2 separate regions of the Homo sapiens genome follow, and region 1 is linked to region 2. Evidence: chromatin loops called from intact Hi-C (ENCODE). Cell type or tissue: PC-3. All regions are shown on one strand. Links, peaks and the distances in the headings refer to the core of each region. The heading gives the core; the rest is flanking DNA.

Evidence for each region. A loop is a pair of places that touch in the nucleus more often than their neighbours do. Peaks named below come from ENCODE experiments on the same cell type or tissue, not always from the same donor. Only the 100,000 strongest peaks of a DNase experiment are listed, where the experiment ranks them.
Region 1: it touches region 2 in a loop (5-fold over the local background); 2 of 110 quality-filtered maps call a loop at or near these places.

The regions. Positions count from the first base shown.
Region 1 is chr7:123,720,018-123,736,777 of GRCh38, reverse strand. The region is part of intron 1 of WASL (WASP like actin nucleation promoting factor); the gene reads left to right. Among named protein-coding and RNA genes, the nearest start is that of WASL, 21 kb to the left of the region's middle. In PC-3, for the core only: no CTCF peak of the experiment used is centred there; a DNase peak (open chromatin) is centred at 9,437; H3K4me3 peaks cover 330 bases; H3K27ac peaks cover 1,168 bases.
Region 2 is chr7:123,776,779-123,793,538 of GRCh38, reverse strand. It overlaps a transcript of HYAL4 not described here and the pseudogene RNU6-11P. Among named protein-coding and RNA genes, the nearest start is that of WASL-DT, 36 kb to the right of the region's middle. In PC-3, for the core only: no CTCF peak of the experiment used is centred there; no DNase peak of the experiment used is centred there; H3K27ac peaks cover 1,628 bases.

The DNA of each region.
Region 1 (16,760 bases), core at 6,591-11,590, 57 kb after region 2:
CCCATTGGAAAGCAAGAATTTTTATTTATTATTTGTCTTGTTTTCTTCTGCACTTTTATACTTTTCTTATATATACATTACCCATTTCTTTAACATTTTTTTTGAAGTGCAAAATAATACCCAGGTATTACATAATGTAATGTATCACATAATGGTGTTTCAGTCAGTGATGGACCACATATGTGATAAGGCCCCATAAGATTATAATGGAGCAGAAAAATCCCTATCACCCAGTGACGTAGCCCTACCGACTATTATGCTGTATTGTTGCCATGTATTTTACTTCTACAAATGTTATAAATTCCATGATGCATTTTTATAGCTTTTGCTGTAAAGATTCAGTTATCTTTTAGAGACATTTAAATAGTAAGGGAAAAAAACCTTATATTTATTCACTTGGTTATCATTTCTGGTACCCTTAATTCATCTGTCTAAATCTAGGTATTTCTCTGGTATCATTTTCTTGCAGTGAGAAGGAGAAGTATTTTTTTCTTTCCTTCTTTTAAAATGTTTCTTGTAATGCAGGTCTTCTACTTATAAATTCTTTCAGGTTGATATAACTTAAAAGTCTGTATTTTATCCCAGTTCTTGAAAGAAATTTTCTCTGGGTATAAAATTATAAGTTGATAGGTTTTTCTTTCTGTTCTTTAAAGATACTGCTCCAGTATCTTCTGGTTTGCATTATTTCTGACAGGAAATCTGCTGTTGTTTTTTTCTTTAATTTTCTGTACATAATGTATCTTTTTTTCTCTGACTGCTTTTCTGATTTTTCGCTTTATTACTAGTTTGAAGGGATCTGATTATGATGTGCCTTTGTGCAGTTTTCTTATTCTTTATCTTGCTGGGTTTTAACTAAGTTTACATCAAGTTTGGAAACTTCAGACATGATTTTTTCAAGTATCTACTTCTCTTTCCCTGGCCCTGCGTTTCAGATATATTAGACTGCTTGAAGTTGTCCCATACCTCACTGCTGTATAGCATTTTTTCCTCCCTGTCCTCCTCGTCTTCCTCCTCCTCCTTGCTTTTTCCTTTTCTGTGTTTCTTTCGGATAGCAGTTGTTGCTATGCCTTTAAATTCACAAATATTTTGTCTACAATATCTAATCTGCCATAAAAACCGTCCACTGTATTTTTCATTTCAGACATTGTAGTTTTCATTTCTAGAAGTTTGATTTGCGTGTTTTTTAAATATATGTCCAGTCTTTGCTCTAGCTACATTTTGAAATATATGGACTACAGATATAACAATTGTTCTAATGTCCTGTCTGCTAGCTACATTTTAAAATATATGGACTACAGATATAACAACTGTTCTAATGTCCTGTCTCCTATCATCTGAGTCAGTTTCTGTTTTATTCCTATTTTCACTATGGGTCTTTTCCTGTTTTTTTTTTTTTCCTGCATTTTTGGCAACTTTTGATTGAATGCCAGATTTTGTAAAATTTACCTTGACTCTTTTAATAAGTCTTGAATTTTTGATGGTAAGAAGCTATTTTTTTTCCATGAAGTCATTTGTATAATTGCTAATTGATCTGTTTTAATAGCAACCTGCTCTTTTGTGTGCTCTTTACAATAATACTTAAGTAAATATTTCTGAAGATACAGATAGTTTTTTTTAATTCCCATTGAATTTTTTTTTTTTTTTTTGGTCAGACACTTGCACTGTGTATTCATTGTAGTCACTCTACTCTTTGCTGCTGGTTTTCCTCAGCTGTCTTATTATTCTTGGTTGTTTGTTTATATTTATATTTGAAGGACTGCTTGCTCAATATAGGTAGCTGGCATGCATTTTTTTAAAAAATGAAATCTTATTTTTTAGAGCAGTTTTACATTTACAGGAAAATTGTGCAGAAAGTGCAAAGGGTTGCCATATACTCTGTCTCCTTCCCTACTCTTCAGTTTCTCCTATTAATAATATTTTGTATTAGGTAAATTTGTTACAATTGATGATCCAGTATTGATACATTATTATTAACTAAAGTTCATAGTTGACGTTAGATTTAAGTCTTTGTATTGTACAGATCATTGGGTTTTGGTTTCACAAGTACATAACATCATGTCCACCGTTACAGTGTCATACCAGAATAGTTTAACTGCCCTACAGATACCCTGCACTGCAGTTATTCCTCCCGCCCCTCCCTGCTGAAATCCTATCACTCACTGATTTTTTTTTTTTTTTTTTTTTTTACATTTTCTATAGTGTTGCCTTTTCCAGCATGTCATATAGTTGGAATCATACAGTATGTAGCCTTTATAGACTGGCTCCCTGTTTCTGTTGCACCACATTCACACCAGCATTTAGTTTTACCAGTGTTTTGGATTTTTAGTTATTTTAATAGTTTTGCTATCATATCTCATTGCTTTTGCAATTCCCTAATGCCATATGATGTTGACCATCTTTTCATATGACTATTTGCCATTTGTATATCTTCTTTGGTGAGACGTCCAGGTCCTTTGTCAGATTTTTTATTGGGTGTGTTTATGTCTTATTGATGAGCTTTAAGAGTTCCTTATCTATTTCAGAATCAATTCCTGTATCAGCTGTGTGTTTCACATGTATTTTTATCTGAGTCTGTGGCTTGCCTTTTCTTTCTTTTATCAGTGTCTTTCACAGAAAGAAGTTTTTAATTTTAATGAAGTCCATCCAGTTCATCAGCTTTTTCTTTCATGGATTGATCATGTTTTTGGTATTGTATCTAAAAAGTCATCACCGACCCCCAGGTCACCCAGGTTTTGTTTTATGTTCTCTTCTAGAACTCTTACAGTTTTGCAATTGACATTTAGATCTCTCATCCGTTTTGAGTTAATTTCTGTGTAAGTCATAAGGTCAGTGCCTGGATTTGATTTTTTTTTTTTTTTTTTTTTGGCACGTGGATGTCTAGCTTTTTACCACTTGTTGAGAAGATTATTATCAGTTCTTTATTGGATTGCCTTTGCTCCTTTGTCAAAGATCATTTGACTGCATTTGTATGGGTCTACTTCTGGGCCACCAGTCTATTTTGTCTATTTGTGTTTGCTCTCAACAAGGCCACACTGCCTGATTACTGCAGCTTTATAGTAAGTCTTGAAGACAGGTAGTGTCAGTCCTCTGATGTTACTCTTACTCTTCAGCATTGTGTTGACTATTCTGAGTCTTTTTCCTTTCCATATCTTTCCGTTTTTTGATATCCACAAAATAACTAGGATTTTGACTGGGATTCTATTGAATCTATAGATCCATTTGTGGAAATTGACATTTGAGCAGTATTTTTTTCCTATGTGAACCTGAAATACCTCTTGTTTAGGTCATCTTTGATTTCTTTCATCAAAATTTTGTAGTCATATAGATCTTATTTATTAGATTTATACAGAGATTTTTTTTGGTACTAATATAGGTGGTGCTGTGTTTTTAATTTCAGGTGTTAATTGGTCATTCCTGGTACACAGGAAAGCAGTTGACTTTGCATATTAACCTTGTATGCTACAACCTTGCTTGATATAAAGGCTTATTGGTTTCCAGAAATTTTTTGTTTCTTTGATTCTTTAGGATTTTCTACATTGGTAATTATGTCATCTGCAAACAAAGACAGTTTTATTTTTTCCTTCTCAATCTGTATACCGTTTATTGTGTTACATTAGCTAGAACTTCTAGAAGGATATGGAATAGGAGTGGTGAGAGGAAACATTTTTACTTTGTTCCCAGTATTAGGGGAGGAACAGTCTACTTTTTCTCCAGTAAGTATGGGGTTAGCTGCAGGTTATTGATGGAAATGCTTTATCAAGTTGAGGACGTTCCCTGCTATTTTTGAGATTTTTTTTTATTATGAATGAGTATGCTTTTACTGTATCTGTTCATATGATCATTTGGTTTTTCTTTAGCCTATTGATATGATAGGTTATATTAGTTGACTTTTGAGTGTTGAGCCAACCTTGCATACCTAGAATAAATTTCACTTGGTTTTGATGTTTAATTCTTATATATTGTTGGGTTCAATTTGCTAATATGTTGTTGATTTTTTTTCCATCTTTGTTCATGAGAGATAGTGGTTTGCAATTTTCCTTTTTTGTTAGATCTTTATCTGGTGTTGGTATTAGCTTAATGCTGGCTTTACAAAATAGTTACGAAGTAGTCCTTCTGCTTCTATTTCTGGAAGAGATTTCTATCATGTATTCCTCATATGTTTAGGATAATTCACCAGTGAAACCATCTGCTATGGTGTTTTTTGCTTTGGAAGGTTATTAATAATTAATCCAATTTTTAAATGGTCATAGGCCTATTCAGATTGTCTAGTTTTTGTGTAAATTTTGATAGATCGTGTCTTTCCAGGAATTGGCCCATTTAATCTAGATTACTAAAATTTGTAGGCATAGAGTTTTTCAAAATATTCCTTGTTAGTCTTTTAATGTCTGGAAGATCAATAGTGATAGACCTCTTCTTTTTTTATTTTTATTTTTTATTTTTTATTTTTCGAGACAGAGTCTCGCTCTATCACCCAGGCTGGAGTGCAGTGGCGCAGTCTCGGCTCACTGCAAGCTCCGCCTCCCGGGTTCACGCCATTCTCCTGCCTCAGCCTTCTGAGTAGCCGGGACTACAGGCGTCCGCCACCACACCCGGCTAATTTTTTTTTGTATTTTTAGTAGAGACGGGGTTTCACCATGTTAGCCAGGATGGTCTTGATCTCCTGATCTCGTGATCTGCCTGCCTTGGCCTCCCAAAGTGCTGGGATTACAGGTGTGAGCCACCGCGCCTGGCCGCCTTTTCTGTTTTTATGTTAGTAATTTGTGTCTTTTCTCTTTTTTTCTTGGTTAAGCTGGTTAGAAGCTTGTCAGTTTTATTGACTTTCATTTCTCTGTTGATTTCCTATTTTCAGTTGCATTGATTTCTGCTATAATTCTTTTTTTCTTTTCATCTGCTAACTTTGGGTTTAATTTGATCTTCCTTTTCTAGTTTCGTAAGTTAGATACTTAGGTTATTGATTTTAAATCCTTTTTCTTTTCTAGCACATTTCTGCTTTTCCTGCATTGTACTCATTTTCATGAGTTACATTTTCATCTTCATTTAGTTTAGAATATTTTAAAATTTCTCTTGAGACTCCTTTGACTCATGAATTATTTAGAAGTATGTTTAGAAATATTTACGAATTTTCCTGTCTGTTACTGATTTATAGTTTCATTCCATTATGGTCTGAGAGCATACTTTGTGTGATTTCTATTCTTTTAAATTTGTTAAGGTGTGTTTTATGGCCCAAAATGTGGTCTCTCTTGGTGATCGTTCCATATGTGTTTGAGAAGAATGTGTATTGTACTGTTGTTAGATGCTGCATTCTATAAATGTCAACTAGATCCAGTTGATTGGTGCTGTGCAGTTCAGTTCTATCCTTCCTGATTTTTTGCCCACTTGTCAATCACTGATAGAGGAGTGTTGAAGTCTCTAAGTAAAATAGAGGATCTATCTATATTTGTCCTTGTAGTTATGTGGGCTTTTGCCTCATGTATTTTGACCTGTATTGTTAGCTGCATACATATTACAGATTGTTATGTCTTTTTGTATAATTGACCCTTTTATCATTATGTAGTGTCCCTTTTTATCCTTGGTATATATGTGTGCATATATATATGTATGTATGTATATATGTGTGTGTATACATACTTACTCTGAAGCATACTTTGCCTGAAATTAATATAGCTGCTCCAGCTTTCTTTCAGTTAGTGTTATCAGGGTCTGTCTTTCTCTATCCCTTTGCTTTTAATTTATCTGTGTGTTTTTATATTTAAAATGGGTGTCTTCATTGAGTACACATGGACACAAGACAACAACAGACACCCAGGCCTACTTGAGGGTGGGGGGTAGGAGAAGGATGAAGATTTAAAAACTACCAGTGGGATACTATGCTGATTACCTGGGCGACAATTACCTGTACACCAAACCCCTGTGACATGCAATTTACCCGTATAACAAACCTGCACATGTACTCCCTGAACCTAAAATAAAAATTGGAAATAAATAAAATAGGTTTCTTGTAGACTATATAGAGTCGGGTTGTTATTTTTTAACCCATTCTGACAGTCTTCTTTTAATTGGTGTATTTAGACCATTCACATACGATTATTGGCAGTTGGATTAATATCAACTGTAACTGTTTTTGTTGTCCTTAGTCTTTTCTTTTTCTCCCATTCTTTGGTTTTAATTGAGCATTTTATGTGATTCCATTGTCTCTCTTTTTCTAACAGCAGTTATACTTATGTTTACAATTTTTTAAGTGGTTGCCCTGTAGTTTGCAATATGTATGTACAACTAATCTCAATCTAGTATCGAATTATACTCTAGTGCTTTGTGAATAGTGGAGTACTTTAGAACACAATATTCCCATTTTCTTCCTCCCATCCCTCCCCACTGTCATTAATTTTATTTATCTAAAAGCTATAATAACTGAATACATTGTGTCTACTGTTATTTTAATCAAACTATTTTCTATGAGATCAATTAAAAAGAAAAAAATTATTCACCATTTATTCGTTCTCTAACAATATTTTTTCTGTATGTATGTGTATTCAAGTTTCTGACCTCTATCATTTTCTCTAAAGAACTTTAAACATTTTTTGCTAGGCGTATCAGTAACAAATTTCTTCAATTTTCAGTTGAAAAATTATTTCTCTTTCGAAAATGTTTGAAGGATAATTTTGCTGGATACAGAATGTTAGGTTGTTGTATTTTTTTCTTTCAACACTTTAAATATTTCACTCAACTCTTTCACTATACTCTCTCCTTGTTTGCATGATTTCTGAAGAGAAGTCCAATATAATTCTTAACTTTTTTCTTCCACTGGAGAGAAAATTCCTCCAATAGGAATTTTTAGGTTTATTGAAGGCACACAGAATGAATTCTTAATTTTTTGAGCCTTGTTTCATGCTCCTAATTATTATTTTTTTCCTATTTTTGAGAAAGACCTAAGAAAGTTTGAGAAGCTTTTAACTTTATTTGATTAAACATACACCGGATTATCACAATCTCATATTAAGGGAGCTCAAAGTAATGCTCATAGAATAGTCGTAACTATTGAATTTAACTGTCAGAAATTCACTGTTAGAAAATCTGGAAATTAGAAATTGGCTTCATGTGTACACCCACATACGTATCTGTAGGAAGACTTATTTTAGTGCTACATTGTAGATTGATTTTTATGTTGTTGTATCTCTTTATTCCATAACTTTACATCAACCTGTTCATTTCCAAAAACAAGAATCTTCCATGGAATGCTAGGAACAGTTTGGAGTAATCTAAAACATTATGTAATACACAGCTGCGAGACTTTGAAAAAAGCTCTGATAGCAGTCAGGTGACTTACTTAAAAAATACTGTGTCTTACTCATTAAAAATATAGTGCTGATTATTAAAGACTTAGTCCTTCACTGTCCAGTATGGTACTTGGTAGCCATTAGCCACATGAGCTATTGAGCAATTGAAATGTAATTAATTCAAATTGAGATGTTGAGTAAGTGTGAAATACACACTGGATTTCTAAGACTTAGTGCAAAAAAAAATGTAAACTATTTCATTTAATATTGATTACATGTTGAAATGGTAGAATTTTAATATATTCAGTATATAAAATTTATTGAAATTAATTTCACTTTTGATTTACAAGTTGGCTACAAAATAATTGAAATTGGTTATTGGCTTGCATTATATTTCCAACAGATACTGTAGACATAGGCAGTTCACAGAGTAATAATGACGACAGTGCAAATCATCTATAAACCTTACCACCCAGAAATAACACTTATTAACATTTTTGTCCAAATCCTCCTAGGTTTTGTCTTACATGAATTATTGAAGAAGTACACATGTATGTACTTACTCTCAGCAAACACACACCCACAGGCACAGACATTAATGGTTTGTTTTTTTGTTCGTTCGTTTGTTTTGTTTTGTTTTTTGAGACAGAGTCTCCAGACGACTAACAGCAGTTATGTATAATGGAGTTGCCCAGGCTGGAGTGCAGTGGTACGAGTTCAGCTCACTGCAAACTCCGCCACCCACGTTCAAGCGATTCTCCTGCCTCAGCCTCCCAAGTAGCTGGGATTACAGGTGCTCACCACTACCATATTTTTTTGTATTTTTAGTAGAGATGGGGCTTCACTGTGTTGGACAGGCTGGTCTTGAACTCCTGACCTCGTGATCTGCCTGCCTCGGCCTCCCAAAGTGCTGGGATCACAGGTGTGAGCCGCTGCGCCCGGCTGACATTAATGTTTTATTGGACCTTGTTTCTTGTCAGTAGATATATACCATTATCAGTGGACACATTTATGGAATCAGCAATTTCCTAGAGATGGACAGTTGTTGGGTTGTTGTTTTCCCTTTCTACCTTTTTACTCCCTAATATAGCAGGCCACACACACATGCTCTTCATCTGTCTTCACCAGACTTGATCTATTCTTTTATGACAATTTCTAAGAAATAAGTTTGCTCAGTTTTAAATTTAATTTTTGCCTTGCCAAATTGCATTTTCCAATAATCTGTACCTTTTATAATGACAGTCTAGTGTTTTCTTTGTAGTTCTTGAAAGTGCCCAGTCCCCAGGTAATGTTAAACAAATGTGAGTTTTTTTATTTTTTTGTATTTCATTCTGTAAAATGCTCTGAATTTTAAAATGTGATCTTTCTGAATGCTGTCCATGCTTTTTGTAAGAGTCTTAGAGACATCTCACTTTGAAAATGAAAGTGGATGCCTGAGATGATGAATACAGCAGTATATTTTACAATTAAGCTTTCTTGTCTCCCTTGTAAAGTGAGGTACATTTCTTTTCAAATAAAGCAAGTAAGGTTACATTAATGTTTATTGTTTATAAGAGCTTTCTTTCCAATTTATCTAGCTACCATGAAATGAAGTGCGTCAAACATAAGAAGTCGTTAGTGTTTTTGGTGGTTTGCATTAACGCTTCATCTTAAGATTCTTTTTTTCACTTAAGAAATTACGGTATAATTTATGTATAATAAAATACACAGATCTTAAATATTAACTTTGATGAATTTTGACAAATGATACAGAGTATGACCATACCCCCAAAATAAAGTTTAGAATGTTTGTAATACCTCAAAAAGTTCCATTGGGAGTCTAACCAGTTGGTTCCTTTCTAATTCCTGCCTCTCTCCTATCTTCGTCCACCCTTTGCAATCACTTTCTGATTTCTGTCATGATGGCTTAGTTTTGTCTGTTTTGTCCTCTTCACTCAGTATATACGTTTTTGAGATTCATCTCTGTTATTGTACACATGTTCATTCTTTTTTTATTAGTCAACTGGTCAGTGTTTACCATGAATTTACCACAATTTGTTTGTCTGTTCTTCTGTTAATGGATATTTGAGTTTCCCGTTTTTGACTATTATGAATAAGGCTCCTGTGTTCTTGTATAAGTTTGTGTGTGTGTGTGTGTGTGTGTGTGTGTGACACATATTTTTATTTCTTTTGGGCAAATAGCTCAGGAATTACATTGTCACTGGAAAGATGTATGTTTATTTTTATAAGAAACTTTCAGATAGTTCTCCAAGTGGTTGTGCAATCTTTGCACTTCCACCAGCTATGTATGAGACTTCCCATTGCTCCACATCTCCAGTATTTTATGTGGTCAGTCCTTTTGTTTTTGGTCATTTTGGTGGATATGAAATGGCATCTCAGTGTGGCTTTTCATTATATTTCCTTGATGACTAATGGTATTCTTTCACCCTTTCAGTGCTTATTGGCCATTCATGTATCTTTGTTTTTTGTGTAGCACTTCAGGTCTTTTGCCCATAGATTTAGTGGGTTGATTGCTCTTTATTAATGATTTGTAGGGATGTTATATATATTCTGGACACAAGATTATTGTTAGAGATACGTACTTCAGATATTTTCTCCCAGTCTGTAGCTTGCCTAATTATTATTATTATTATTATTTGAGATGAAGTCTCACTCTGTCGCCCAGGCTGGAGTGCAGTGGTGCATTCTTGGCTCACTGCAACCTCTGCCTCATGGGTTCAAGTGATTCTCTTGCTTCAACCTCCTGAGCAGCTGGGATTACAGGTGCGTGCCAACACACTCAGCTAATTTATCTATTTTGATTAGAGATGAGAGTTTCACCATGTTGGCCAGGCTGGTCTTGAACTCCTGACCTCAAGTAATCCACCCGCCTTGGCCTCCCAAAGTACTGGGATTACAGGCAGCCACCACACCTGGCCCTAATTAATTTTTAATGATGTTTTTTGATGGGCAGGATTTTTTAGTTTTGGTGAGGCTAATGTATCTTTTTTTTTTCTTTAACCTTTTCTAGCACATGTATTTGTGGTTTGAGAAATCTTGGCCTATGCCAAGGGGTCACAGTCACAGTCTTCTGCTGCTTCTAGGAGCTTTGTGATTCTAACTTGAGGTTTATGATCCATCTCAAATTTTTTGTGTTATATAAAGTGCAAAAAAGGTCATATGAGATGATCATATGAATTTTTTCTTTACAGTTTCATTTTTTCCCTATGTAGTTAATTTGATACAGCACCATTTGGTAAAAAAGCCTTATCTTTTGTCATTGAATTGACTTGGAACCCTTTTTAATAATAATTGACCTTATATGTTTGGGTCTATTTCTGGAGTCTGACCTGTCCCATTCATTTGTTTTTCCATCCTTATATAATATATTATTGATATGATTGTAATTAGAATGATTTTTCACATTCATATGCATGAAGAATATTGATCTAAATACTGGTCTGTAACATTAACAGAGTTAATACTGGCTTTGCAAGACCTTTAAAAAATATGCTTTAGATCTCTAGGTAATATTTAACAGTGAACTTATGTTTGCTTAAAACACTGATCTGTTTATCTTCTTTTCTTGTGACCAAAATTAACTGTTAGGGATTCTTACAGACTTAGTGTTGAATAAAAATTTTTAGTTTAGGGAAGGAATTGAAATCCCACCTCCCCCTTCCAGAAGCCAGTGGGACATTTAATTTAAATGTTTTCTGCACTGAGACACATGGTTCACAGCATGGGGTCTGCAGTAAAGCAGATCTAAATTTATAACCCTGTTCTTTGAGTTTCTACCTCTGTGACAACGGGCAAGTTACTAAATCTAGCTCAATTTTAATTTCCTCATGTATGAACTTAGTTCCTTCTAGGATTGATATTAAATAAGAAAATACAAGTAAAGTTCTTAGCACTCTGCCTGATACAAGTATCAGTTCTAGACAGTTGTTATATTAATATTTTTATTTGGGATTCTAATGAGGAAAAAAACATATTTCAAGAAATTGTTTTTTTTTAAATATAACCTAATGTAAATTAAAATAGAAATAGGTTTCAGAGGCATAAATTCTGTGTAAAATTACATGTGTTTTAATTTTTATCTTTGCATACATAGCTTTACAGTTTTCAAATTATATCCCTCCTTTTTTAAAAAAAACAGATTATTAGCATCTTGAGTTTAAAAGTCTGTTCCGTATTTTCATAGCACAGTAGTGATGAGCATACTTAATATTTATTGAGTAATTTAATAGAACATTAAATTTACATACAGTTTGTGTACCACAATAATGTGTAAAAGATAGAACACCATCTGTTTTTAAGACCGTCTTGAAAACCACAAAATTGTTCAGTTAACCAAATGTACTGAAAATTATTTCGTGCTTCTATGCTCATCTGACTTACAGCCTTGTTGTACTTTGAAAATTAGTGGGAAAAGTACATTCTTTTTAAAAATGTACGTTGACTTTAGTATGCTGTTTTTTGCCTCAGAACTCTCACTACTTCCTTCTATTGGGGAAGCTTTGAGAATTAGTGGGAAAAGTACATTCTTTTTAAAAATGTATGTTGACTTTGGTATGCTTTTTTTTGCCCCCAAACTCTCACCACTTCCTTCTATTGGGGAAGCTGTTGTAGAAGCAAATTGTTGTGGCATTTAAAACAGTATGAAGGGGGATGCATTAACTGAGGTTTTTCACCATGTCATATAAATGTTTATGATTAGTTATGAAGTGCCAAGAAGAAAAGTGTCATCATTCTTCTAAAAATAATTTCAATACCACAGATTAGCAGTTTGTAATGTTCTGAAAAATTGTTTAAGACAATTTTGATAGCACAGCAGTAATCAATACGATTCTAAGAAAGGCACCCCTCTCAGTTCAATCCGGCAAATGAATAAATGCAAAACGCATATAAAATACTGTGTTGGAGGCTAAAGGTAATAACAGTTCAAGAGCATGTGGCCCTTGTCTTTAGAGGGTGAACAGTGTTTTGGTGAAGCAAACCCTACATGGGAACTTATAAGTCATTCAATAAGTGCTTTATTGGATGTATAAATGAAATATTATGAGAATACAGAAAGGGAGAAATATTTGCTTGAGGAAATTGAAAAAACTTGATCAAGTGTGACATTTGAACTCTACATATATGGAGTTTGAAAAGTTTTCAACATTATGTTTCAGCAGAGTGAACACTATAAGCTGAGAAGTATGATATGTTTGGGGGTCTGCAGATTAATTGGCTGCTATCTCTGATATATATTGGGTTCATAACAAGATAGTGTCAAAGTGTTGATTGCCCCAGACTAAGAAATAGCTTGAATTCTTGAAGAAGAGTTTGGACTTTATTTTTATCAAATAGGAACCTGTTACGTTTTCAAATATTGATCTGTGTCCTAAAAGATAACTGGCAAGCACTTACGAAAGAATAAAGTAGAGGCAGTGTCTCCTCTTGGGAAGGGGGAGCTATTACAATACTTCAGGCCAAAGCAAGGTATAAATTTGAGATCTCGCTTATATACTTGTATATAACAGCATATACATATAATGAAAAAGTGTGTCATTTCTCATTGAATTTCATTAAGATTTCAGAGATATGAGAATATACACAATCTTTTAGAAGTGTATTGTTAGCTAAGCTTCTTTTGTACAAATAAAATGAACTAATTCTGGCTGGCTCAACCAAAAAGGAATTTTTTGGCTACCAGAGGATCCCATGGAATCCAAAGCAGAATTGAACAAGGAAGTTTCAGGAACAGCAGGAAGCTGGGAAGCTCTGAGAAAAACAGCAGGAGTTATTGGAACTTTTCTGAACTCCAAGCCTCTCCTTCCTTACTAAACCCATCAGTCCTGGGTCCCAGTTTAGAATTCTAAATTCCTGGGAGAGAATCTTAATTTAATTGATTGAGCTTAGCACAAGTGCTTGTTCCTGGAGAGAGGCAATGAGTCTCTAACACTGGAAGTATTGGGGTTGGGGAATGGGTGGTACTGGCAAGGTAGGTTTGTCATATGTATACAAGCCAGCAAAAATCCTATTAAAATGTACTACATGATTATTAATTTGGTTTTTCACTGACCTAAACTTGCTTTAGATGCCATCGTTCAAAATATTTACTCTCTACTGTATTGAAGTGTTTTTTTAGTTACAGCTCCAATCTGAGATTTGCACATAGTAAAGGTGTGAATGTTATCTTTCTTATTTTTGGAAGCCTGGGCTTTTTTCAGATTCTCTTTAATTGACCAACATACTGAAAATAAAAGAAATATTAGTCTTTTCATTACTAGCTTCTGTTGGCTAGTAATAGAGCCTTAAAATGATCTGATTAGAAATGTTGCAATGATACATCTGATAATATCATAATTAGCATTTAATAATGCATACAATGCCAGTGTTCTAAGTACTTTATGTGTATTAACCCTATAATAAGGAACTTTACATGTATTAACTAAATAAAGTTAGTCCCATTTTATAGATGGGAAAACAGGGATAGGGTAGTTCAGTAATTGCTTAAAACCACATTGCTAATAAGTGGTGGAATCTATTCCCAGAGTCTGTGCTTTCAGTCATAACACTATTCTTCCCTGGGACATTCCTGATTCTTTGCCCTCACTTGTGTCCAGTTAGCATTCAGGGCTCCCTTCTTAGCCTTCCCAGAACATTTTTATTCTTGCTTTCATTTTGGTACTTATACTTTGTTATAATTATTATTATTTTTGTTGTTATTTTTTGAGACAGAGTCTCCCTCTGTCACCCAGGCTGGAGTGCAGTGGCGATCTTGGCTCACTGCAACCTCTGCCTCCCAGGTTCAAGCAATTCTCATACCTCTGGGATTGCAGTCACACACCACCACGCCTGGCTGATTTTTGTATTTTTAATAGAGGCGTGGGGTTTCGCCATGTTGGCCACGCTGGTGTTGAACTCCTGGCCTCAAGTGATCTACCTGCCTCAGCCTCCCAATGTGCTAGGATTACAGGCGTGAGCCACCATGGCCAGCCTACAATTATTTTTCTAAACATATCTCCTTTTTAGGTTATTAACATCTTGGAGACAGAGACCTTCTTTTAATCATCTAAGATGATTAAGATAATAAATAATTGTTAATTGAATTAATACCCTGTTCAGATTTAGTCTCTAGGTTAGCCAGACATTTTGTGAATAAATACGATTCTTTAAATTATTTTTATTAGGAACATTCCTTTGTGTAGTTATCCCAACTTTGACCTTCTGTTGACCTTATAAATTCCATATCTTGTTCTAATAAATTATTTGCATGAGATTATCCCTAGGACTTTCCAGAGCATTATTGTCCAATAGAACTTTTTATGATGCTGTCCAATATGGTAGACATCTGTGATTATTGCGCACTTGAAATGTAGCAGGTGTGACTTTGAGAGACAACATTTTTAACATATTTGAATAGCCATTGTGGCTAGTGGTGACCTTATTAAACAGTACAGCTCCAGAGAGCAAAAGCAAGATGAGTCCAGAAACTAACAGTACCCTCCCGCCTGCCCCTGCCCCCACCCCCAAAGCCACCCAGCTTTGGAGCTTACCTAGAGAGGACAGTAACAGTGTAAAAGATCTGTGTGGACTCAAAGTGAAATCATTCCCAATTAATTTATACATTCTAAAAAATAGAGAACATTTATTAAATCTCAATCGCAGCTCACTGCAGCCTCTGTCTCCTGGGTTCAAGCATTTCTCTTGCCTCAGCCTCCTGAGTAGCTGGGACTGGGACTACAGGCGCCCGCCACCACGCCTGACCAAATTTTGTGTTTTTAGTAGCGACAGGGTTTCATCATGTTGGACATGCTGGTCCTCAGGTGATCCACTCTCCTTGGCCTCCCAAAGTGCTGAAATTACAGATGTGAGCCACCACACCCAGCCTTAAGTCTCTTAAATTGTGAATAAAATGTAAATCTTAAAAACAAAACTTGAGAAAGGTTCTTGGATTCTTTGGTGGGGTTTTTTGTTGTTGTTGTTCGTTTGTTTGTTTTTTGGGGTGGATGCTATCTAGCTCTTGTGTGTAATGTACATGAGAGTCTCAAATGTTGTACTTTAAGTCCTTAGGTTGTATGTTGAATTTAAACTGTTACTTGTTACAAAGCCCTTACCTTTACCTTATGCCTTCAAAAGCTCATATTTAAATAAAATGGCTCTCAAAGTAACCTACCTTTTGCACGTTTTTTGCCCACCTTGATTGTACATGTCAGTCAAGCAAACTAAAAGTGCTTATTTATATAAAGTATATGTACATCCCTGTGACTGTCCTTAAATGCTTATTAGATCATTGAATTGCTGAATATAGAATAACAAATATGGAAGACAAAAAATTTTAATTTGCTTATTTTTATTAATCATGTTTAAGAGTTTGAAAGACTGCAAGAGTAAGTTTGTAAAAGAAATCAAAGACTTTGTTGTTCATTATAGACTGGCTATCTCCCTATAGTAGCCAGAGTTTGCTTTTTATTAGTTTAAGCCCCTAGGCACTGTAGTATGTTATTCAGCAATGTTTATTTTTAATTTTTTAGGGGGAAGCTAAAGAGCTACTCAAAATTCTTGCTAGGTTACTGTTTCTAGGTCAGAAAGGTTATTTTTGTTTGTTTGTTTCAGACTTGCACCATAATGTGATTTGAGTAGGTCTTTTTTTTTTAACGTGTATATATTTTAAATCAATTTTTAATTTTTGGAAAGCCAATACATCCACATGGTTTAAAAATCCCACAGTGTGCAGGCACCTGTAGTCCCAGCTACCAGGAGGCTGAGGCAGGAGAATGGCATGAACCCAGGAGGCGGAGCTTGCAGTGAGCCAAGATTGTGCCACTGTACTCCAGCCTGGGCGAGAGAATGAGACTCCATCTCAAAAAAAAAAAAAAAAAATCCCACAGTGTGAAAAGAAAGTGATGTTTCTCATTTATCCAGTCCTTCATTTGCCTAGTCATTTCTTCTCCAACAAAATACCTGTCCACACACAGAACCTTTAAACAACTGTTACTAGTTTTGTCTGTTCTTCAGAAGGTTCTGTGCATACATAGGCAAATGTAAGTTATTTATTCTTGTTTGTGGTATTGTGTACAGACGTTAGTATATGCTACCCTTACTTTTACATCTTGCCTTTTATTCAGATAACAGTGTATCTTGTTCATCTTATCATTACTTGAATAACAACTTTTTTTTTTTTTTTTTGCAGCTGTATGGTATCCTATTTGTATAGCTGAACTGTGCTTTATTTAATGAGTGTGTATTTTTCTTGATGACCAAAATATTCGAGTAATTTTGGATAATTTTAAGATTCTGAAGATTTGAATTAATGATTTAAATAATGGTTTTGATAGAAGTCATTGTAAAGTGTGTTACCCCTTTACCCTGGTTTAGTTAAATAGATCAAACACGTTACTGAACTGATTTTAATTCTTATATGATAAACTGGTTGTTGGGAAACAGGTTTGGGGGTAACCATATATTTTGTGCTAGGTGAGTATAGAAATAAGACAGGGCCCTATCTTCAAGGAG
Region 2 (16,760 bases), core at 6,212-11,211:
CCCCATGATTAAATTATTTTCCACCAGGTCCCTCCCATGATATCTAGGGATTATGGAAACAACAATTCAAGATAAGATTTGGGTGGGGACACAGCAAAACCATATCAGATAGTAATCTCCCAAGTCCTGAGATGTTCTATATAATAACATGACCCAGACAACTTTGGGTCTCAGATTTTATCACTGTAAAACAGTTAGGCATAAGGGTAAAATATTTAGAGACAACTGTCTAGCAAATACTTCAAATTGTTCTTAAGCAAAGAAGGCAAAATAAGTAGCTTATTGTGTGGCAAGCACTAGTTGCTTTAAGGAATATTTTGGACCAGATCAAGTTTGGAGCATGGCATGAGACCCTCTGTACATCCTGGATAGCACAGCTTCCTGTTATACAAAGTTCCAAAGCTTCTTGACCATCACAGAATGTTTTGAAACACCACAACTGATGCTCAGACACATACCTTGTTTTGCATGGTCTTAGGATAGCTGTAGAAGAGAGCTCAATCCTGGTCCACCAACTGTGTTAAGGCATCCACACACCAGTCTAGGGGACTGGGATCCCCTGAAAAAGGCTGGCCCGAAGGGACCTCAGAGCCTATGAGAGGAGGTCTGGAAGAGCAGGCTGAACTGGTAGCCTGCCTGAATGTCAGAGGAGCAGTGGACCATGGTAGGAGGGAGCTTGACCTTACCTGATATTACTCCCTTCCCCCTGAGCATCAATGTGTTATGACAGTAGAAGGCTAGGATGTCAGTTACATCTGTTTCTAGGGCCCTAACTCTTCTGTGAAAAACGTCTCTGATCATGAGACTCTAAGGGAGTTTTCCTACCAGTCAGAGAGGGAGAAAAGCAAGAGATCAGCAGTCTGGGGATGAGACAGGGCATGAGAATAAAGGAAATTGTGGGCAAACCTCACCCATGGGACCTCCCAGACAGAATAAATTAACAGGAGGGGCTTCTACTAAAAGACCCAGTCAAGCAGGTGTGGGCTCCAAGCCTTGAGATTTGGACTATTATTATATATGTGACTATTTGTATGCCCTGGCAGATAAAGCTACAGCTATCTGTGTTCAGTGCATTTAACCTTCACAATTAATTTTACAGAAGAAAAACTGAACCTCAGCAAGGTAATTTACCTAAGTGCAAAGAGATAAGAGGCAAAGCCAGGAATCAGAACCAGAGCTGTCTGACTCCAAAAGCCAGGCTCTTACTTCCACAACTTAAGGCATCTCAAGAGGTGGAAGATTCAGTGGAGCATAACCAATAAATACGTACCGTGTTCTAAATAATGATAAAAAGCAAACTAATGTGAGCAGTTTCTATGTGCTATGTGATCTGCCTGTGTAACAGTGTGACTTCCTGAAGAATTTATTGATACCTTGATTTTTTTCCCCCTATTTTCTTCTCATCAGTGAAACAATGAGGTCAGGGCTCTATGCCCTTGAGGTCTAGAGTTCCCTTGTCCTCAGAGTGAGAGTTCATAGGGCTCATTTCAAAGCTCTCAGCCAATGAAGAAATTAAACTGGACTGTCCCAAAGAAGATGAAAATAGAGGCTTTGGGAGATTGGCCCAACCTTGCAGTTGGTTTCACAGATGCAAACATTGGGAGAATTGTGAATTTCTTCACGTGCTTGGACTTGGCATTCTGGAGGTTACAAGTCCTTGTATGGGAACAGGTGTTTGGAACAGATGAGAATTGGCCATTAAATGCTATGTCTTGAGCATCTTTTTAAGACATTTGTGACTAAGCAGTCAGCAGAGAGGAATTTTGAGGAAGTTTTGGGCCAGCTCACCCAAGGAGGCCGTCTCCAGTGCATGGCAAAGAAACCATGCTCAACTACTGTTGAACATTTGGAAGACTGAGCTGCCATCCATGTCTGTGAAGGTTGTATACAAAATGGCCCTGTGCACAGCACCCAAGTGGAGCCAAGGGGTAAATGGCTATCCCTGTGGACCAAGAACCAGGCCCTTCCCCTTTTCCTGGGAATATGTAAGCCCCAGGGTTTTTGTAAATTCCAGTGAGGATAACCCCAATTAATCACTGATATTGAGCTTATCATTGACCCTGATAAGTTATGATTTGGAGATGGCTTTATTTAGAAAATAAAGAAGCATACCATCTCTTGTATCTTGAGTGTAAAGAAGCTATTCATAACTTTACACAGACAATAAATCATTTTCTATTTACATGATGAATTACTGAAGTTCTATTATCATTCTCTTTTTACAGATAAAGAAATTAGAACTTAAAGTTGAACAACATGCCCATGTTGACATGACTCATAAGCCCTTTTAAATATAAGGAATTCAGGCCTTTCGGACTTCCCAGCTTTATGAAAAACACTGTGGCACCATTCTACATGCTGTGAAAACTAATTCAAGGAGCCTGTCACCACAAGCTGCATAAACAAATCGTTACCAGCATAAACAGAATATATAGCAGAATTTATTCTTCGAAAAAAATACTTACTGATATTCAGGCCAGGCACAGTGGCTCCTGACTGTAATCCCAGCAATTTGGGAGGCCGAGGCGGGTGGATCACCTGAGGTCAGGAGTTCAAGACCAGCCTGGCTAACATGGCAAAATCCTGTCTCTACTAAAAATACAAAAATTAGCCGAGTGTGGTGGTGGGTGCCTGTAATCCCAGCTACTTGGGAGGCTGAGGCAGGAGAATCGCTTGAACTCGGGGGGCAGCGGTTGCAGTGAGCCAAGGTCATGCCACTTCACTCCAGCCGGGGTGAAAGAGCAAAACTCCATCTTAAAAAAAAAATTACTCATATTCAATTATATGTAGTACATAATATGGTTGGCCATAAAAAGGCATGTCTTTGGTGCTCGCTTCGGCAGCACATATACTAAAATTGGAACGATACAGAGAAGATTAGCATGGCCCCTGCGCAAGGATGACACGCAAATTCGTGAAGCGTTCCATATTTAAAAAAAAAAAAAAAAAAAAGGCATGTCTTTGAATTTAGTTGGATAGATAGAATATATATCCATAAAGGTACTTTGCACTAAGTTTCAAGAGAGCGTTACAGATAATGAATGCTATAGAAATTTGGGTTGGCACTAGTAGATGGCACAACAGAAAGAACACTAGATAATGAATCTGAAGACATCAGTTCTAACTCTAACATCAGCTGTGCCACTTCTAGTTCCCTAAACTTCCAGATTATTAATCTCTCTGTGCCTCAGATTTGTCATTTAGAAACTGTTTATAATAATATGCTACCTTCTTTTCTCACAGGATTTTTAATGATTATATATGCAAAAACATTTATAAAACATAATGAGCTGTGTAAGCAAAGGAAAGACTTTACTGTTTCCCCTGTTTTCATTACTGCCATGTCTTCATGATTCATGACAGCTCTGACGGTCAATTTCATGTGTCAACTTGAATTGGCTAATGTGGGTGGGCAACTAATCAGTAGAAGGCCTTAAGAGAAAAGACTGAGGTTTCCCCCGCCTCAAAGAAGAAATTCTGCCTCCAAATTGCATCAGACTCAAGACTGTGAGATAAACACCTGCCAGAATTTTCCCTACCTAACAGCCCTTCAAATTTCAGACTTGCCAGCCCCCATAATTGTGTGATTCAATTCCTTACAATCTCTCTCTCTCTCTGGCTCACTCATTCTCTCTCTGGCTCACTCATTCTCACTCTCGCTCTGGCTCTCAATCTCTCTGTCCAACAAATAGGATATATATACACACACACACATACACATACATATTTGTGTTTGTACTTATGTGTATATGGATATATATACATACATATATGTATTCATGTATACGTCCTATTGGTTCTATTTCTCAGGAGAACTCTGACTAATCCAATAGCTGAGCTAACAGCTTACTTTGACAAGAAAAATGTGGAAAACAATTAAAAGGACTTCAGAAAGTACTATTTTACTCTCAATATATTTTCTGTTGGTCATTTTTGAATATTTATGAAGTAGCAAATAACAGAGCATATGTTTCATAATTATACCTTTCATTATTTCAATGAAATATGCACATTTTATATACCCAAGCAGGAAATACAATGACACATGACTATTCACTATTGTTTGAAGCAGTTGATTTGCCTCTCCTGGTCAGAGTGTATGTCATTGTTCAAGGTGTTCCTTGCATCATGTTACCTCCCTCCCCAGTCAGCCCTTGTCCAAATGGATTATAGTCCATTCTCTAAGGCATAGTTCAATGACCCTTCTAAGCTGACCCTTCTAAGCTGAAATGCTCAATTCCTCTAGCTGAAAATGGTCACTACCGCTCCTAAACTCCATTCGTCTTATACTATTTATCACTTCACGTCCTAAATTATAGTTATTTGTGTGTTTGTGTTGTTTCCACCTCTAGAAATAACAATCTTCTTGAGAGTAGCATTTACTGATAAATCATAGCTTTTATCAGAGCCCACTGTGGCTCCTGGTGAAGATGTCTTCATAAATATGTGCTGGATAAATACACCTTCATGGGTCATTTCAGTCTCCAGAATTCAATCTCTTCTCTCTAATTTGTGCCATAACAAGTCCTATAAGTAATTTCTATCAGAGTGACTGTAATCTTTAATGCATGGTGGTGGTCTCGTGGTGAATATTTATTAGATAGAGAAAGGATGAAAAGCAGCAGCATGGGGCTTTAGCTATCTAAAGAACAGGCTTGAAAATTGGCTTACAATTACATTTTTAATGAAGGAATTTTACGAACAGAGGTAGTAAAATAGCACAGGTTTTGAAGTGTACACTGATAACTGCACAGTAACCAAGGTACTTCCTTGTTCTCACATGAAATGTTCTTGCTATTTGTCAGTGATATAAACTAACTGCTAAATATGTAACAAAAGCAAAGTACAAGTGTCTGTGTACCCATCAAATATTTTACTTTCAAAAATATTCCTGTACCCTCCATGAACAGTGTGTACTTTTCATCTAAATTCAGAACACTTTAGTAACTTCACAATATGTGAAGAGACACAGTGGTACAAAGAGATAGAATGACTTCTCAGGGGTTAAAAGCAGAGCTGAGATCTATTTTAGATCTCAGAATTTTAAAATTTCAATTTAGCATATTTGATAACCAATATTCCTTGTTCATTTGGGAGCAAATTTATCAAGATGTTATGGTTGAAGAACAGAGATTTGTCCTTGAATTCTATTCAACTAGTTTCATATTTTAATGCATCTAAAAGTTTCTAAGACCAGAATTATTCTAGAAGACACAAATAGTAACTGACAATACATTCAGTTCATTGAGCATTTTTTTCTGAGACAAGATCTCACTATGTTGTCCAGGCTGGGCTCAAGCATTCCTCCCACCTCAGCTTCCCAAGTAGCTCAGACTATAGGTGTGTGCCACCAGGCCCAGCTTAATTTTTAAAATTTTATCTTAGTAGAGATGAGGTCTCACTGTGTTGCCCAGGCTAGTCTCGAACTCCAGGGCTCAAGTGATCCTCCTGCCTTGGCTGCACAAAGTGCTGGGATTACAGACATGAGCCACCTCTCCTGGCCACTGAGCCAATATTTATTGGCTGATAACATGTACTATGTTGAGTGCCGAAGACCCATTTATAAAGAAACAAAGCTCTTATCCTCAAGACCCATGTCTATTGAGAGGGGATGGGCACACAACAAACCAACTGGTAAGTTGTGTTTGTTGCTTAATGCTATTTTTGGATTTCCCTGCTGTTGACTCACCATGGTTAAAAAAATTATCTCTTTTTCTGTTTTTCATCCAAAGAGATGAAGTTTGCTGTCACTGCAATTGCCCCTCCTCCTCTCAATAAACACACACTGAACTCTTAGGGACAAAATTAAACTGTTTGGGATTCAGACGCATTAAGGAAGATTATGCTTCCTCAATCCACTACTCAGAAGGTGAGGTTATTGTTTGAAATTGATGATGGGGTTGACTGGGCCATAGAGAGGATTTCCTAAGGCGGGTAGGGACTTGGGTCTTATTCCCAGTCAGAATCCCAATAGGTGGTAGGACTGCTGATAAGACATGCATATAAATGGCTGGTGACTCAATACTGCCATGGCCTTGCAAGCTTTGGAGAAGGCTGCTAGGGCTGAGTTGAGCATGGAGGAGGACACTTCACAAGAAGCAGGGCAGCCTACCTTCAAACAGGCCACATGGGCTTGAGCAATGGGCATGACATTAGGCAACTGGAGTGAACTCAAGCTAAGAATCCTTTCCTCTCCTCAGCTGACCTGTCACAGAAAAAAAAAAAATTTAAAATGTAAAAGAATCTTTTCTTTCATGACAACATGGGATAACTATATAATGCCCCAGGGAATCTTGAGCAATGCTAAGGAAGGGCCCTCTAGTAAATCATAGTCATGTTTACAAGGAAGTTCAGAGTGAGATACATTTTGATTTTTCAAAATAAAGTAATGCAGCTTTTTTTTTCTTTTTCTTTTTTTTTTTTTTTTTTTTGAGACAGAGTTTTGCTCTTGTTGCCCAGGCTGGAGTGCAATGGTGCAATCTCAGCTCACTGCAACCTCTGCCTCCTGGTTCAAGCGATTCTCCTGCCTCAGCCTACCAAGTAGCGGTGATTACAGGTGCCCTCCACCATGCCCGGCTAATTTTTGTATTTTTAGTAGAGACGGGTTTTTGCCACGTAAGCCAGGCTGGTCTTGAACTCCTTATCTCAGGTTATCTGCCCGCCTCAGCTTCTCAAAGTGCTGGGATTACAGGCATGAGCCACCGCGCCCAGTTAATAATGCAGACTTTATTCACCCAAGTCTCATGAACCAAATTCATACCCTTTACAGTTTAGATAGATGAAAGATAGATAGATAGATAGATAGATAGATAGATAGATAGATAGCATGTGATACATACCAAAATAGAGAATGTATTATGTGCTAAGGTTGCAACACAATTGTGGCAGACAAAGCAACTACCCCATTTACTAGATTTTAAAACTTGTTTGATTACTTTAATGTTTCCCCATTGGAACATGTCTTAAAACTGATGCATACTTTTAATATTCTATTTGTTTGGCTCTGATTTTCAAAAAAAAAAAATAAAGCTGATGTTCTAGAATCAAGGAGTCATTGTAATTCCCTGTAGGGAAATAACAGAGAAAAGAAGGTATCATAGATGAATTGATTTTTCAAATGGGTCAAAAGATAAGTAGTGAACAAAGTGGAGTAAGGATAGTATGTGTGGAGGTGGAAATATGTAGAAAAATCATAGTGAGTGCAAGCAAACCTCAGCATCATTGGCAACCAAGTGATTTGACACCTCTTTCACCCCAAACTACTTTTTGAGCACTTATGTAGAGTGTGAAAAATTATATTAATAAAAAGTTGTACATAAAAACAAATTTTTTTACTGATTGACTTCTGCTTAAAGCACAGTCTGTATTTTCAAAAAATGTGACCACTTAGTTGGAAGCATATTCAGAGATTAAAATTTTAAATTAAAAGGTGAATCATGTCCCTATTAAGCAGTATTATGGCCTGCATTTTGGACCTTGGGATTTTGGCTATTTGTAACTGCTTGTGTGCAAGAACGCTCAGAAAAGAGAGGTGATTCTAGCAAGGAGTTGTAGTTGTTTGTTTTGTTTTGTTTTGTTTTGTTTTGTTTTGTTTTCTTGTTTCTACTGAAGGGCTTGCTTCTTTTGCCAGGAAAGGAAATGTAAATTTACATTTTGCCTAGGATAGCAAATCAAAGCCTGCATTATCTGGCAACATATTTTCAATGTAATCCAGGGCTGGGTAGCATTTTTATAGGTTGGCACTCAACTGAGGCTGTCCATGTGTCCCATGCCTTAATCCAGCTCTGAGTTCAAAGAACTTAAAGAAGCAAAAGGGAAGTAAAAATGTGTTTGTGGAAGGGATGGGAGATGAAGGAGTACAGCAGAGTGCAGCACATTATTATTTTCATGAAATACGTGGCATATACAATCTCTTTTGATCACTTCTTTACAATATATGTATCATCATCCCCATTCTTAAAGATGGTGAAACTGGGACTAAGAAAGTTAACTTGCCTTAGACAAGGTTAATCAAGTAGTAAATAAGTAGAACATTGAGTGCAGCCCTTCTGAATCTCAACTCATGGACTGCCCACTGCCTCATATAACAGGTAGAGTGGCTAGCTAGCCAAGTGAGACATGTTTTATTTGTTTAAAGAAATCCAAATACTTAGGTCCAGCACAGTGGCTTACGCCTGTAATCCCAGCACTTTAGGAAGCCAAGGTGGGAGAACCACTTGAGCCCCAAAGTTTGAGGCCAACCTGGGCAACATAGGGAGACATTTTCTCTACAGATAATAAAAAAAAATAACCAGGCGTGGTGGCGTGCACCTGTAGTCCCAGCTACTTGGGAGGCTGAGGCCAGAGGATCATTTAAACACAGGATGCAGAGGCTGCAGCCTGGAAAGTGGAGGCTGCAGTGAACCGTGATCATGCCACTGCACTCTAGCCCGGTGACAGAGAGAGACCCTGTCTCAAAAAATATATATGTACTTAATTTTTCAATAATTGTTTATGGTACAAGTGTCAAGGCAAATGGAAGAATGAAAATAAATTATCCAGCTGGTTTTGATCAGAAAAACACCACTTCTCTCTTTGTTACACTCAACATACAACTCCCTAACACAGTAGCAGGATTCTAGTTGCTAGTTCTAGAGGTCACACAGCTTGATACCTGACTTACTCTAAGATATGTACAGTAACAAAAGCAACAACCACATAATCCAACCTGCGACTACCAAGGTCCTTCCCACATCCTGGAAGGCTCCTTGTTTTCAGTGGAATTGGTAGTGGTGGTGAAAACTAGCAAATTCAAATAAAAGCAGATGTGGTTTGTTTAGCTCTTTATAGAGTTAAGGTAAGCAAATTTATTTGTAGCAAAACACACACAATGAAAGTCCTTTGAGAAAAACATTGCTAAATAAAGTTACTGCAACACTGTGGATTTTTAACCAGAAAGTAATTCCCTGGTAATCAGTTTTGAATGCTGACAAGCTTGTTTTCTTCCTGGTTTCCTATTTCTGACCTTCTCATTCCTTTCTTTAGCAACAGTAAGAATATTCCAAAATAATTCTTTCCAAGGACTCTGTGTCAGCAGCTGTGAAGCCTCTAAACTTCTGTTTTCCTTTGGCTGGTCATTAAGTGAGGTCAGTGTGAGGCTTATGTCACATTTTCTAGTTGTATTAAGCAACTTCTCAACTGGTGAAAAATGTAAAGTTCTAGATTATCAATATCTCAAGAGTTTTGAAAAACAATTATGATATTGCTATTATGCAGTATACAAAGTCTGTGCTAAATTTCTGACTAATATGTTTGTTAGACATAGTTTGAACTCACTTATCTAACACCTTATTTTAACAAATATACTGAAATTAAGGAGTTTCTTTTTAAATCAAGACTAGACGTACTTTAAAATACCAGGAAAATTATTTACTATACAGATGGGAAACTGAAGGATATTCAAACAACAGAATTAAACTCTCTTTTACACATATACTCTGTTGCTGTTACATGAACACACACGCATGTACACAGTGACTAAGTACTTTCTGGAGGAAGTTCTTGCTAAAATAGTAAGATTAGATTACAAACACATTTTATGACAATTATTTTATTGAAAGGGAGTGACCAAAAGCTATTTTATGTGGTGGTAACTTAGCATACTTTTATTTCTTTGGTAGACATTTAACACGCCAGTGAAATTTTCTCATCAGTCTTTTAAAGAGTTGGCTGTCCAATATTGAAGGGTACTCACCAATGACATAAAGTCTAGTCATTAAAATCATAGGTCGTTTCTTCATTCTCCTTAAATCATATTTAAACAGATTTTATGTTTGGTTCCCAATTTTTTTTTAAACTTATATTTGCCCCCCATCACCCTAACCTGTTCCCAGCAGCATGGAACATGGGCTTACATGGTCTCTACTGGAATTGTGCAAACAACTCTCTTGGCCTGAAAATACTTATACTCTCTGTGTGTCTGTCAGCATTTTAATTTTTTTCAAGGCTCTACTCACATAGGACCTCGTCAGTGAAATCCTTTTCAATGATTCTGGGGAGAACTGAGTAATTCCTTCTCTATGTTTTAATATCACTTCATTTATGTCTTGTTATATCACTTAACTATTAATTCTTAATACAATCATGTGTGTTCCACCACTAGATTAATTCTACTAACCTTCATAGACTGTTGATAATATGATGAGAAGTAGAAATGCAATTATGAAAACAACCAATCAATAAAAATTAGGGAAAAAAGTCCCAACATAGAGAAGGCAAACTAATCCACATTTTCTATACAACTTAATCCATAAAGGATCATGTCTGATTCATCTTTGCATTATCAGTACTAGCCCAGGGCTTGATGTGTAGGACGCATGGGATGAATATTTATTGAAATTAACTGAAATTAGCTGAAACTCAGATTTCCTGATCATGAATAAAAGGAAAAAATTTCTTTAAGCAGATACCTGCTCATATCAATGCTACACTTTAGAAAAAGTCAAACGCTTTTGACTTTATATTTATATTTGATTTATAAATATATAATCAAAAGATTATATATTTATTTACATAATGATAAAAAATTGTTATTCCTCCTATGGTAGAAACCTGTTAGTTAAAAACCTGGCATTGAAAAATTCTGAATATGGTTAAACTAATTTTAAGTGTGTTCTGTGGGATGTTATATGTGTCACAGGAAAAAAGGGAGTTTCAATAATGAAATAAATTTAGGAAATGAGTTACACTAAGTTAAAAACATTTATTATATGACTTCTCAGAAGCGAGTACATGTTGTAAATTTCTAAGAGGGAGATGGAATATGATTTATTTCCCAAGCTTATTGAATCAAGAAATCCTACCATCAATGAGGATCTTATGAAAGGTGAACCATGAAACTTACTGTCCATACTGAAACACTTTTGAAAGTGAAAGGGAGAGCTAGTTAATAATTATGCCAGGACAACAGGTGTAAACTGGGATCCTGCCAGGAAAATCAGGATGTATGGTCACCCTACTTTTATAGGGTTTTTTTTTTAAATACACTTTGAAAAAAAACTAAATCAATATGGCCAAGAGATAAAACTATTTTATGTCAATACCCGTCTGCTATTAGTATATGTGTTGATAATATCAAGAGGAAGATTACTTGCATTTTAAACATAATGTAATGTTCTTATTTTTCTAGCTCAAGGATTCTCACCATTCTTATAGCTCTTTTCCTGAAACTATAATTTGAGTGATAAGGTTGTATGGTTGGGGAAGAATAATACACAATGGAATTTCTCACTTAGCAGTTAGGAAGATGATTGAAGAATGCTGGCTTCCTGCCTAGAGTCTACCCCACCAAAAATACTAGGATCATATATGTCAACAACCTCTTTTTTCTTTTGTATTATTGATATTAACCACATTGTAAATGATTTCAACTATGGAAAGGCAGCAGTATCTCAGGCTTTAATGCAAGGCAGAGGCAGGGGAAGCATATTAGCCCATGGTGATGGCGTGCCTATAGTCTTAACTACTCAGGAGGCTGAGGTGGGAGGATTTCTTGAGCCTCACGAGTCCAAGGCTGCAGTGAGCCAGGAACTTGCCACTGCACTCCAGCCTGGGATATAAAGTGAAACCCTACCTCGAAGAAAAAGCTTCATAAAGGAATTACCATTTATGAAGTAACCCAGGTTCTAGACTAGCACTGTCCATAGAAACAGGAAAGCCACAATTTGATTTTACAGGTTCTAAGAGCCACTTAAACTTTGTTTAATAACAGGTAGAATTAATTTTAATACTATTTTAACTCAAAATATTCATAGTATTATTATTTCAATATACATGCAATATAAAAATATTAAAGAGATACTTTTGTTTTTCATATTAAATCTTTGAAGTCTGGTGTGTATTTTATACATATAGCCCATCATAATTCTGACTAGCCACATTTCAAGTGCATACGTGTGTAGGGGTGGGTTGCCCCTACACACCTGTGGGTGTTTCTCGTAAGGTGGGACGAGAGATTTGGAAAAGAAAAAGACACAGAGACAAAGTATAGAGAAAGAAATAAGGGGAACCGGGGAACCAGCGTTCAGCATATGGAGGATCCCGCCAGCCTCTGAGTTCCCTTAGTATTTATTGATCATCTGTGGGTGTTTCTCAAAGAGGGGGATGTGTCAGGGTCACAAGACAATTGTGGGGAGAGGGTCAGCAGACAAACACGTGAACAAAGGTCTTTGCATCACAGACAATGTAAAGGATTAAGTGCTGTGCTTTTAGATATGCATACACATAAACATCTCAATGCTTTACAAAGCAGTATTGCTGCCCGCAGGTCCCACCTCCAGCCCTAAGGCGGTTTTTCCCTATCTCAGTAGATGGAGCATACAATCGGGTTTTATACCGAGACATTCCATTGCCCAGGGACAGGCAGGAGACAGATGCCTTCCTCTCGTCTCAACTGCAAGAGGCATTCCTTCCTCTTTTACTAATCCTCCTCAGCACAGACCCTTTACGGGTGTCGGGCTGGGGGACGGTCAGGTCTTTCCCTTCCCACGAGGCCATATTTCAGACTATCACATGGGGAGAAACCTTGGACAATACCTGGCTTTCCTAGGCAGAGGTCCCTGCGGCCTTCCGCAGTTTTTGTGTCCCTGGGTACTTGAGATTAGGGAGTGGTGATGACTCTTAAGGAGCGTGCTGCCTTCAAGCATCTGTTTAACAAAGCACATCTTGCACCGCCCTTAATCCATTTAACTCTGAGTTGACACAGCACACGTTTCAGAGAGCATGGGGTTGGGGGTAAGGTTATAGATTAACAGAATCTCAAGGCAGAAGAATTTTTCTTAGTACATAACAAAATGGAGTCTCCTATGTCTACTTCTTTCTACACAGACACAGTAACAATCTGATCTCTCTTGCTTTTCCCCACATATGTGACCAGTGGCAACCATATTGGAGGGAGAGTTCTAAAACTACTCTTAGATATTTTGTATTTGGCTGTGCAGATGATTTCATATATTCTTAGATGATGATTCTAAGGGAGCTATACTACTTGGTGAGGAAAAATGAATAATAAAAATAATCTTAACTGTCATTCCTTATATTCTTATGTGACAGCCATGTGTCAGTCTTTTCTGTACATTATCTGAGGTAATCCTTGTGCCTATGAAGTGGATACGTTTTTATCCCTGTTTTATTAAATAGGGAACTAGGCTGATAAAGATTAAATAACTTAGGCAAAGCACTTAGCTGGTAAGATAGAGCAATGTAGTGCAGTGGGTAAGAGCAAGGACGATGATCTGGCACCCTGGTTTTGAAATCCTGATGAAATTCTTAGCGAATATATATTTAGGCAGCTTATTTACTCACCAAAAGTAATCTATAGTATGACTTAGCACAAAACCTGTCACATTTCAAGATCTACAAATACTGGATTTGTTAGTATTTCTATTATTATTACTGTTATTACAGGTGTTATAAAGTAGGAGAGCCAGAAATCAAATTCAAATTTAACTGATTTTAGAGCCTACAGTCTTAATGAGAATTATGCAATTTGCATGCAAGCAACATATACTGTATTACAGCTAATTCCAAAAATGCAATAATTTTACTTGTCATTGTATGATAGTTTTTTATGTGTATTTGATGTGTTTATTTTTTTAATTTGCAAACTTCCCTAAGATGTTTCAAAAGACCAAATAAATAGATAATGAGTACTCATATTTTAAAAGTCAGCCAAGATGAATCAGTTTGAACTCTACAGAAGAAAGGTACTATGTAAATCCAAGAAACCATAATTAACAGAATTTTTGAATAATTATAACATCTGAGAAAATTAAGCTTGATTCTCTCCTAAATTTATACTATTAAAAAGTTTACCTAGAGATGAAAATTTTAAAATTTTTTTTATTTTGAAAATGTTCAAACATACTCAAAATAGAATTTTATAATGAATCCCCATGAACCAATCATGCAGCTTCAATAATTAACAGCACAATCTTATTCCATCTATACCCTTACCACCACCATCACCATTATTTTCATTATATTATTTTAAAACAAATTTCAGACATCATATTATTTCACCTGTAAATATTACATTATGTGCATTATTAAAGATGTTCTATGGAAAATATCAGGCCTTTCCTAAAGATGCTTTTGTCCAAAGGGCAAGCACTCTGGAAATCTCAGTTTCAATTCTCCTTCATTGTCACTGCCCCGAGAAATGTTAGGTTGTAGCACTCATATCAGCATTTCATTTGGTCTTGGACAATAGTTCTTAACCTTTTTCTTCTCAAGACCCCTTTTTATTCTCAAACTTGTTGAGGACTTTAGAGAGCTTTGGTTTATGTGGGCTATATCTATTGATGTTTACTAGATTAGAAATTAATACTGAGAAATTTTTTAAAATCTTTATTAATTCATTTTAAAATAACAATAAAGTTTAGTTGAAATGTGGAATCTGGAATCTTATATAAGCCTCTTACATATTAACATGGGTAACATATTTGTATGTAAATATATTTATTTTTCCAAAACAAACAAACAAAAAAGCTAGTGAGAAGAGTGGCATTGTTTTACATTTTTACAAATCTCTTCAATGTCTGCTTAATAGAATTCATTTGGATTCTCATATCTACTTGGCATTTAAACTGTTGCAATATATTGCTTTGGCTAAAGAGTATGAGGAAGTGTAATTAATTCATGTAAGATTCATCAATCTGGGCTAAAAATTTAGGTAAAAATTTGAAAAGGAATATTTAGATATTTCAATTGTCAAAGTGTCTCTCTACTATTTATGAATTACAAAGGTAAAACCTGAAATTTTACAGTACAAAAATCTGTGGACACCATCTTAATCAAGCTGGCATCACCAAAATGGGAAGCTATCATCATGTGCTCTTGATGTGGCGCCCGAGATCACAACTTCACTTTTGTTGTGCTCCTGCCAAAAGATTCATAACCTGCATCTCATCACTAGGAAACTCACATCAAAAGACATCGTACGAAACAATGAAAAATTATTTAAATTTAAGAGGCCCACGCTCTTAAAAATAATACTGTCATGAAAGATAAAAGAGGAAAAAAAAGGCTGGAAACTGTTCTTGATTACAGGAAACTAAAAAAGACATGGCAATTAAATGTAAGACGTGATCTTGAATTGAACCCCCGTCAATTGGCAAAATTTAGATATGTATTGTATAATGGATACCTGCATTGAATTAGTGTTAAATGTCATGAAATTGATCGTTTTATTATGATTTTATAAAAGAATACACTTAGGAAATGCTCATTGATGTATTTTGGAGTAAAGAAGTATAATGCCTGCAACTATCTCTCAAATGACTCCTGAAATAATACGAATAGGTGATAGATAGATAGATAGATAGATAGATAGATAGATAGACAGACAGACAGATAGAAAGATGGGTATGGAATGGTAAAGCAAATGTGGCAAAAAAAATTGATAAATCTGCTTGAAAGGTATATAGGAGTTGTCTTGTGCTGTTCTTACAAGCCTTCTATGACAAAATTATTTCAAAATAAGTAGTTAAAATAAAAATAATTTAGAATTTTAGAACTTCAGTTAATATTTCTCTCAATTATAAATTAATAAAACCTTATAGAAATAAGCAAAAAAAAAAAACTAACGAAGAATTTTGCCCTGATTTCTTTCTTAAATTTCTCATTTTAGAAGTATAAAACAAGGAGATGGAAAAATAAACTCATGATGGAATTAAAATAATTCTGTTATTCATTAGCACATTTTCTGAATTGAATGCTTTTTATAACAATACAAAATTCTGTTTATAATCAAAATGCACTTATCTAGGACACCATCTAAAAGTGGTTCACAGTTTTATGGAAATAAAAAAAATATTTTTAAATTAATTCAAATCAACAAGTATATAGCGAAATCAGGTGCTAACAGTGCTTAAGCATCTGGAATAATGAAAAATAGAAACACAGAACCTATCCTCAAGGAGTGTATAATTTTATCAAGCCAAAACTTTTTGCACGTGTGAATTAAAAAGTAAAATAAGCAGCATATGATTTAGCACTTAAATGTTAAATATCAGTCAACTCTGTCTAACAAAAGTATAATGCAAGCCACATGTATAATTTTTAATTTTCTATTAGCCACATTAAAATGAAGTAAAAAGAATCATATGAATAATTTTAGTTATATGTTTTATTTAACCCAATATATCCAAGACATTATTATTTCAATATGTTATCAATATAAAAAGGAATATTTTACATTCTTTTTTATACTGTTTCAGAAATCTAGTATGTATTTTACACTTATAGCACATTTCAATTCAAATCTGCCACATTTCAAGTAGACAACAGATACATGTGGCTAGTGGCTACCATTCAGCACAGAGCAAGAATAAATAATGGTAAGAGAATTTCTTTCATAAAAATTACACAATGGTGGTGGCGTATGGCTTCAAAATGGTCTCATTATCTGGGAGTGCCAAGGAGTTTTTATTAACTGTAATTACTTGAATTTGGTGAGCTTCTTATTCTCCTACGTATTTCCCAGGATAATGGTCTGTTGCAAAATTCCCCTTCACCGTAATTATTTTTTGAGAGTTTTCAGGGGTATTTTGCCTGTAGTCACAATCAATCAATCCTTTCACCAACCTTGGCTGAGAAGCCACTTGAAGGGAAGCATCATCACTGTCAAAAGACATGTTTCCTAATATATCCCAAATCTGCAGTGTAGAGATGGAAAGAGCACCTCACAACTCTTTGTGCCAGTGCTGTAGTGTGTGCTGCCC